Linked DNA regions of Homo sapiens: all the other regions are linked to region 3. Evidence: chromatin loops called from intact Hi-C (ENCODE). Cell type or tissue: heart right ventricle. All regions are shown on one strand.

Region 1 (2,500 bases), 460 kb before region 3:
ATGCCACTGCCACAGTTTGCATTCAAGCCTTATCTGATATTCTTCTCTGTCTAAGGTTTGTGCCTTGTTAGGCATAACTTAAATTTTTTTAAGCCAGAGACATGGCTGTTTGAATTTGTCAGTGTCTTCTCTGCCTATGTAGGGACATTAAGTCATCTTGAAGCCGATTTTTTTTTCTTTCCTGGAAAAAGTCTCTGAAAGGAGCCCCCTTAGTAATGGAATAAGGGACACCAAGGAGCTCACTCTCCCAGAAGAAAGGAACCAAGGGACCTTTTCTGAGGTTTGATCATGGCTGCACCTCCCAGTATTCCAGAGCTGGTGACTGGGAGAAAATGTGGCAAAGTAGGGGTCTGTTGGGGGAAAAAAAAGGCCTCAAGAGCCAAGCTTCTTTCTCACATCTGAGGTTCAGCGATGCAGTCTGAGATGGGCCTGACTCAGGTCTGCTGGAAGCCCCAGGAGAACATACCTTGAGCTGTGCTCAACCCCCAAGTCTGGGTTGTGGTTTTGGTCTGGCCCAGAGGTGGCTCTGGCTGGTAGCCCCTCTTCCCAGAGGATGTGCTCTGGGGAAAATGCGGGAGCCAGAGAGTGTAAACTAAGGACGTTATCCTCAGGAACTGCTGGCAGCCTGCTGAGCATGCAGATCTGATGCAGCATGCTCCTGATACAGTAGCCATTAGCCAGCCACGTGTGGCTACTTAAGACAAAAATCAAATTAATTAAAATGAAATACACTTGAAACTTGAGTTCTTCAATCCCAACTAGCCATCTTTCAAGGGCTCAACTGCCGCATGTGGTTCGTGGTTACCTTAGATGGTGCAGAATGATAGGACATTTCAATCACTGCAATAAATTCCGCTGGACAGTGCTAATCTAGAAAAGAGTTTCTCAACATTGGCACTGCTGACATTTTGGGCCTGATACATTTTTGTTCAGGGAGGCTGTCCCGTGAACGTAGAATGTTAAGCAGCATCTCTGGCCTTTACCCACTAGATGCCAGTAGCACCTCACCCCCAGTTGTGACAACCAAAATATCTCCAGGCATGGCCAAATGTCCTTAGGAGAAGAGGGGAAATTGCCCCTAGTTGAGAACCACTGGGTTAGACCCTATAGACCATCATGAGCATTGCTCAGGAGTGGCCATAAATGCAACTGGGCTTGGCTAGTTTTCTTCAAGGCCCTGGGATAGTAGCAACAGTCTGCACAGTCCAGCCAGCCCTATCAGAATGAGCCAAGCAAGGGTCTAGGGTTCTTGGACAATGGGAAGGATGGAACAGGAGGAGGGTTGGCAAGGAGGCTCTAAGGAGCACTTGGCTCAGACAGGTTACATCTGCATCCCTGCCAGGCCTCCTCCAAGGCCTGCCTTCTGGCCTCCTGTTTCCTCACTCACGATTAGCCCCACACACTGGCTACTAGAGTAATTGTTGTAACAGTAATATCCCCCTGACTGTTATTTCTCTCTTTAAGTATACCCAATGTTTCCCATTGCTCATAAGATAAAATCTAGATCCCTTGGCCTAGCACTCACGCACCTCACAGCCCAGTTCCTCTGAACTTTTTCAAGTTCGTCAGCACCTCCCTTTAGTTAGCTGCAGGCCACACCATTCCTTGCCCAAACCACACGCTTTCATGCTTCTATGAGTTTGCATATGCTGTTTCCTATACCTGGAATCCCCTCTCTTCCTGTTCTTCCCATTAAAATCTCATTCATCTTTTCTATTTTAGGGGGCCTAAGACCACCCACATGATCACTGGGTCACTAGAAGAAATCACGGGTCTCAGCATAATTGACTTCACGGCTGTAGTTTATTGCAGTAAAAGAAAACACAACAAGATCTATGCAGGCAAAAGACATCAGACGGACTCTGGAGAAACCCAAGCACAGGCTTCCTCTCCCTCCCATGACACACTGAGGAAGGGACATGCTGAGCATGCTTTTTTCTCCAGCAGCAAAAATTGCAGCAACATGTATGTAAAGTTTCAGCCTGGGAAAGCCTGTTTGAGACTCGGAGTTTAGGGTGCGTTTTTTGTTTTGTTTTGTTTGTAATTGGGAGTTGATCACATAGGCACTCTTTGCCTAGCAACTACCAACATTTCATACTCCCATAAGGAAAATACATAAAACACATTGTGCAAAGAGTCCAGGCAAAGCAAAGCAACTTTAGCAGTTAAAGGATGTTTCAAAAGCCAAGTTCTATGACTCCAGCCAAGGGCCTACCTTGCAAGCAAGCTCTTCTAAAGATAGAAGCTTCAAGCTTGCTGTATTACTGTATTAATTCTTTTCGGCACTTTTCTTTTCCCAAACCGAAGGCTACTACACTCTTTGTAACACTTTTCTTGCCTGCAAGGTAAAGCTGATTCATGGCCTCTAGGTCCCATAGCTTCCCATGACTCCCTGTATCACAAGAGAAACCATGAGGGCCTTGTAACTGCCTGTGTATTTCCCCCTGCAGACTGTAAGCACCTTGAAGGCAGGGACTGGCATTCTGTGTTGGTGCTCCCA
Region 2 (2,500 bases), 830 kb before region 3:
CCAGCGCAATGCTTCCACTGCATTGCTTTCTCTGTGGTTCCAATTTCGTGACCCCTGGGACACCAGAATGAGGATATTTCTGGCATCTGGAGTGATAATGTACATTTTAACATGGCAGTGTTTTATGTTTTTCTTCTCTTCTCCTCTTCCTTTTTTCTTTTTCATTTTTTTTTTGAGATGGAGTCTCACTCTGTTGCCCAGGCTGGAATGCACTGGCTTGATCTCGGCTCACTGCAACCTCCAACCTCCACCTCCCAGGTTCAAGCAATTCTCGTGCCTCAGCCTCCTGAGTAGCTGGGATTACAGGTGTGTGCCACTGTGCCTGGCTAATTTTTTGTATTTTTAGTAGAGACGGGGTTTCACCATGTTGGCCAGCTGCTCTCGAACTCCTGACCTCTGGTGATCTGCCCACCTCGGCCTCCCAAAGTGTTGGGATTACAGGCGTGAGCCACCGCGCCCGGCCTCTTCTTCCTTTTTTCTTGCAGTACTAGAAGGTTTGATGTGTAAGCCTTCCCACCCTTGAAGAAAAGGGGTTTCAATTTTTGGATGATTAGGCTCAGTAGTCCAGTGGGCCATAGTATGAAGGAACCACGTGAGAGAGGAGATTTTAGAAGAGGTCAGAGGAAGGGGATGTTATGGCCTGCAGAGGGAGCAAGGCAGGTGTGTCCTGAGGCCAAAGCGAGTGCCTCGAACTGCAGAAGGTGGAACAGGGAGGGAGGCTGGGGCCAGAGAGCCAAGGGGACCTTCACTGCTGCCTCCTGGCAGCGCTGCCTACGGGGAAAGGCCTGGATGTTGTCTGGGCAGCCAGAGTCGAGTGTGGCTCAGAAACAGATGAGGGGCCTGGCAAGGGGCATTACTTCGGGGCCAGGGACTGTGGCTCGCAGACTTCCCAGTCTCCTTTGCCCTGTCCATTGTCTGAATGTAGCTATCCTACCAGCTACCCTTTCTTTTGGGGACAACGAGCAGCGAGGGTGCCCCCCTCATTTGTGGTGAGAACGTGGCCTGTGGGCTCCCTGGCTGGACAGAGGCCCGAATGCAGCCTATGCTCGGGCTTGGTCCTGTCCGGCTCATCCCGTGTGGACAGCTCCCCTTCTGATGCCTCTGGATGTCTGAAAACAGGAAAAAGGGGATAGGGACCAGGAAGCCCATAGCATGTGGTGGAGATACCCTGGAGAGAGGGTGCACAGGGACCCTTGTCCTATTGTTACAATCCTCTGAAGGCAGAGGCTGGGCCAGTAGAACCACTGTTCAGAAACTGCCGCATCCCACACCCCATCTTCCTAGTGCAGAGGAGGCGGGAGGCAGACATGGGGAGAGATGCAGGCAGCCTCCCATCCAGGGCTCTGGTTGCTGCATGGGCTTCCTTCTGCTCCCTGAAAACCAACCTAAAGGAAGGGCGTGGCTGGTCAGGTCTGGGCGGGCAGTTGCAATAGTTTGCAGGGCCTCTCTTCCAAGGGCTTCTTTCCCGGAGATCCAGCCGGAAGGCTTTGTTTTCAAGTTGCCAGCAGGTGGCAGCAGAGACCAAGCAGACGGGTCCCCAGGGTAGGAGATGGCCGCTTTGGGCTCCGGATGTGGCGGTTCTCCATCAGCCCTGACCATCCCTGACGCTGCAGGTCACAAGGTCAGGCAAGCTGATGACAGGAAAGGAGGCATTTAGAACTATGGAATGAGGCTGCCAGCAAACTAGGTCCTTGGAGGCAACTCAGTCCCAACCCCTTGTACAGATGGGGAAACTGAGGCTTAGAGAGGGGCAGTAGCTCCAGGATTAGCATCAGGTTTCCAGGAGTCTGGGCTGGGGCTTTCTTTTCTTTTCTTTTCTTTTCTTTTCTTTTCTTTTCTTTTCTTTTCTTTTTTTTCTTTTCTTTTCTTTTCTATACTGTGCTGCCTCCTTCACTGGATGCTTCGTATGTGGGTATGATGCATTTTTTTTTAAAAAAGGAGAGAATGTGAAACTTCTATCAGGCAGCAACCTGCGGCAATGCCAATAGCCTTTGTTTGGGAGCAGTTGGAAGGGTCAGCACGAAACGACCTTGTGTGGGTTTTGAAGCCCCCTTTGGCCTGGCACGTCCTCAGGAATCATTACTAGTTAACCAAACCAAGGCATTTGCTCCCAGGCAGGAGCCACCATACTGACCTCTGGAGTTGACAGACACCCTGAGACCAGGGAGTCCTTTGGGTCAGCAGTAAGGGGCTGAGTGGCCCGAGGGACACCCCCTTCCTCGGGTATTGTGCAGGGGCAATAGTTTCCCATGGTGGATGCAGCAAATTACCACAAACTTAATGGCTTAAAACAACACACACGTATTCTCTTATAGTTCCAGAGGTCAGGGATTCTAAAACGGGTTGGCAGGCAGGGCTGTGTTCTTTCCAGAGGCCGGAGGAGAGAGTCCATTTTCTTTCCTGCCTATTTCAGCTTTTAGAGGCTGCCTGTATTCCTTGCCTTGTGGCCCCTTCAAAGGCAGCAATGGAGCATCTTCCACTCTGCGTCCCTCTGCTTCCG
Region 3 (2,500 bases):
GCTGTAGCCCCCACCCCTGCTCCATTTGAAGTAGCCAATCAGGATCAGCTTAGACTGCGCAGTCCAACTCCAGCCAATGGGGCCCGGACACAGCATCAGGGACTGACTGGGTCAGGGATAAAAACCCCTTCCCTCCTTTGTTCAGTGTGCTCTTGCAGTGGCCAGAAGGGCAAGCGAGACCCTTCTCCAGAAGTAAATTTGCCTTGCTGAAAAAATCCTTTATTTGAGTGCTCATTTTCTCTGTGACTCCGAGCTTTTATTTCCAACAATACCAAGCACACACCTGAAGGGACTAGATATTTCCATGTCGATCATCCTGGAAGGAGGATAATCCTGGGGCCTGTGCTAGGAGTGATGTGAATGTAGGACAGCTTGTTCTCTTTCTAAGTATTAGAGCCAGAGGGTCCTGGCCTCCAAAGGGCAGAGGAGGCTGCAGAATCTTGAGGCTGGGCAATGACCTGCCTGTGTGTAATGGAAAGCACCAGAGCTACAGAGGGCTCCAGCTGGAAAAGGGATAGCAGGGATGATCCTGGACCAGAGAGGGCTCTGAGGACAGTGTGAGCCACAGCTACAGAGAGTGATGCCCTGATGTATTTACTATCCTTCATCCCTGAACCTTGGGGAAGTTCTTGCTCAAAATCATATCCTCATGTCACGGTCTCAGCTGTGCCGTAAATTGGGAAAATCTTGTCCCACATTTCAGGAATGGGCCAGAAAAGAGCCGTGCCCTAAAATGGTGGTGACAGAGAGGACACCTGGGCCCAGCAACTTCAGGAGGATAGAAATGGGGTCTGAGACCAAAGGGACGGCAGCAAGGTAGTCAAGACCAGTCGATCAGAGGGGAACCAAGAACTGACTTCAGAACCCCATGAGGCAATGCCTGGGACACGCTTAGAAATAGGTGGGAGGAGAGGAATTTCAAGGAGGCTGATTTCAAGTTATCCAGATCTTGATTCAAGTCATAGTAATTTGAACCTAAAGAGAAGGCCTCACTGTACTCTGCTGGAGTACTGGCCATACAGATATTCCTCATGAGTTAAGTTTTAATTGAAAATAGCATGACTTGAATAAAAGTGAGTTTTAATGTGTTCCTAAAATGCCTCAAGGAAAGGAAACAAAGGCCCAAAGCACCAGAAACAGGGATAATTTTAAAAATTCAGGCTCAGAGAGCGCCAGTGGGTCCTCTCCACCAAACCCATGAGGCTGCTTCAATTCTCAGAAAGTACTTGAGTGCCATCTAGTGGCCAGAGTGAGTAGCTGTTTGGAAGGATAAGAAGGAAAGCATTAAAGGAAAGCGTTCAAAAGACATTCAATGTCTGTGGTATTGATTGTGCTGACATTGTGGGCCAGGCACTGATTTAGGCATAGCGGATACAACAGCGAACAAAACAAGCCAAGTCCTGTCTCCAGGGACCTAACATCCTATTGGCAGGAGGGGGTGACAGAAGGTAAACAAATAAACAAGTCTGTAACGTCAGGCAATAATAAGTGTCATGCGGAAAAATGAAGCACGGAATGAAGGAATTCTACTTTACAGAAGGTTGGATAGCACACCTCTGAATATCTGGGGAAACCATTCCAAGACAATGGAAAGACTAGTGCAAAGGCCCTGGAGTGAGAGTATTCTTGGTGTATTCAAGGAACAGGGAAAAGACTAAGAGGATCCAGTGAGGGAGGGGGATAGGGTAGGATATAATGCCGGAGAGATATCAGGGGCTAGATCATGCAGCCCCCGGGAACCATTGGGAGGGCTCTGGGAGATTTGGGGAGTTGTTGTTGTTGTTGTTGTTGTTTGGTTTGGTTTGGTTTGAGACTGTGTTTTGCTCTTGTCGCCCAGGCTGGAGTGCAATGGTGCAATCTCGGCTCACTGCAATCTCTGCCTCCCAGGTTCAAGCAGTTCTCCTGCCTCAGCCTCCTGAAGGAATACGGCGTGCGCCACCACACCCGGATAATTTTTTTTGTATTATAATTATTAGAGATGGGATTTCACCATGTTAGCCAGGCTGGTCTTGAACTCCTGGCCTCAGGTGATCTGCCCGCCTCAGCCTCCCAAAGTGCTGAGATTACAGGCATGAGCCACTGTACCTGGCCGGATTTGGGAAGTTTTTTAATATTATGTCATAGGGACAGGGTCTTGCCATGTTTCCCAGACTGGTCTTGAACTCCTGGACTCAAGCGATCCTCCCACCTCAGCCTCCCAAAGTGCTGGGATTACAGGCACGAGTCACCACACCTTTGGTTGGACTTTGGTTTTTACTCAGAGTGAGATGGAGTATGGGAAAGTTTTGAGCTGAGAAGTGACCTGACCTAATTTATGCTTTAAGTGGATAATTCTGGCTTCTAGACTGAGAGTAGACAGTAAAGGGGAAGCATCAGCATGGGTGGAGAACATGTGGAAGGCTAGCACAGTGATCCCAGTAAGAGACGACTGAAGGCTGGACCAGCAGCCCCAGTGGGCGTGGTGGGAAGGGTCAGGTTTCTGATCTATTTAACAGGTTGA

Evidence for each region. Peaks named below come from ENCODE experiments on the same cell type or tissue, not always from the same donor. Only the 100,000 strongest peaks of a DNase experiment are listed, where the experiment ranks them.
Region 1: a loop joins it to region 3, with 6 times the contacts of the local background. A loop is called at or near these places in 22 of 110 quality-filtered maps.
Region 2: it touches region 3 in a loop (12-fold over the local background); 109 of 110 quality-filtered maps call a loop at or near these places.

The regions. Positions count from the first base shown.
Region 1 is chr17:6,044,624-6,047,123 of GRCh38, reverse strand. No RefSeq gene overlaps it. Among named protein-coding and RNA genes, the nearest start is that of WSCD1, 25 kb to the left of the region's middle. In heart right ventricle, a CTCF peak has its summit at 1,006 (motif pointing right); no DNase peak of the experiment used is centred here.
Region 2 is chr17:6,421,206-6,423,705 of GRCh38, reverse strand. No RefSeq gene overlaps it. Among named protein-coding and RNA genes, the nearest start is that of AIPL1, 13 kb to the left of the region's middle. In heart right ventricle, a CTCF peak has its summit at 1,510 (motif pointing right); a DNase peak (open chromatin) is centred at 1,525; H3K27me3 peaks cover 855 bases.
Region 3 is chr17:5,586,364-5,588,863 of GRCh38, reverse strand. No RefSeq gene overlaps it. Among named protein-coding and RNA genes, the nearest start is that of NLRP1, 3.1 kb to the right of the region's middle. In heart right ventricle, a CTCF peak has its summit at 1,240 (motif pointing left); a DNase peak (open chromatin) is centred at 1,281; H3K27ac peaks cover 502 bases.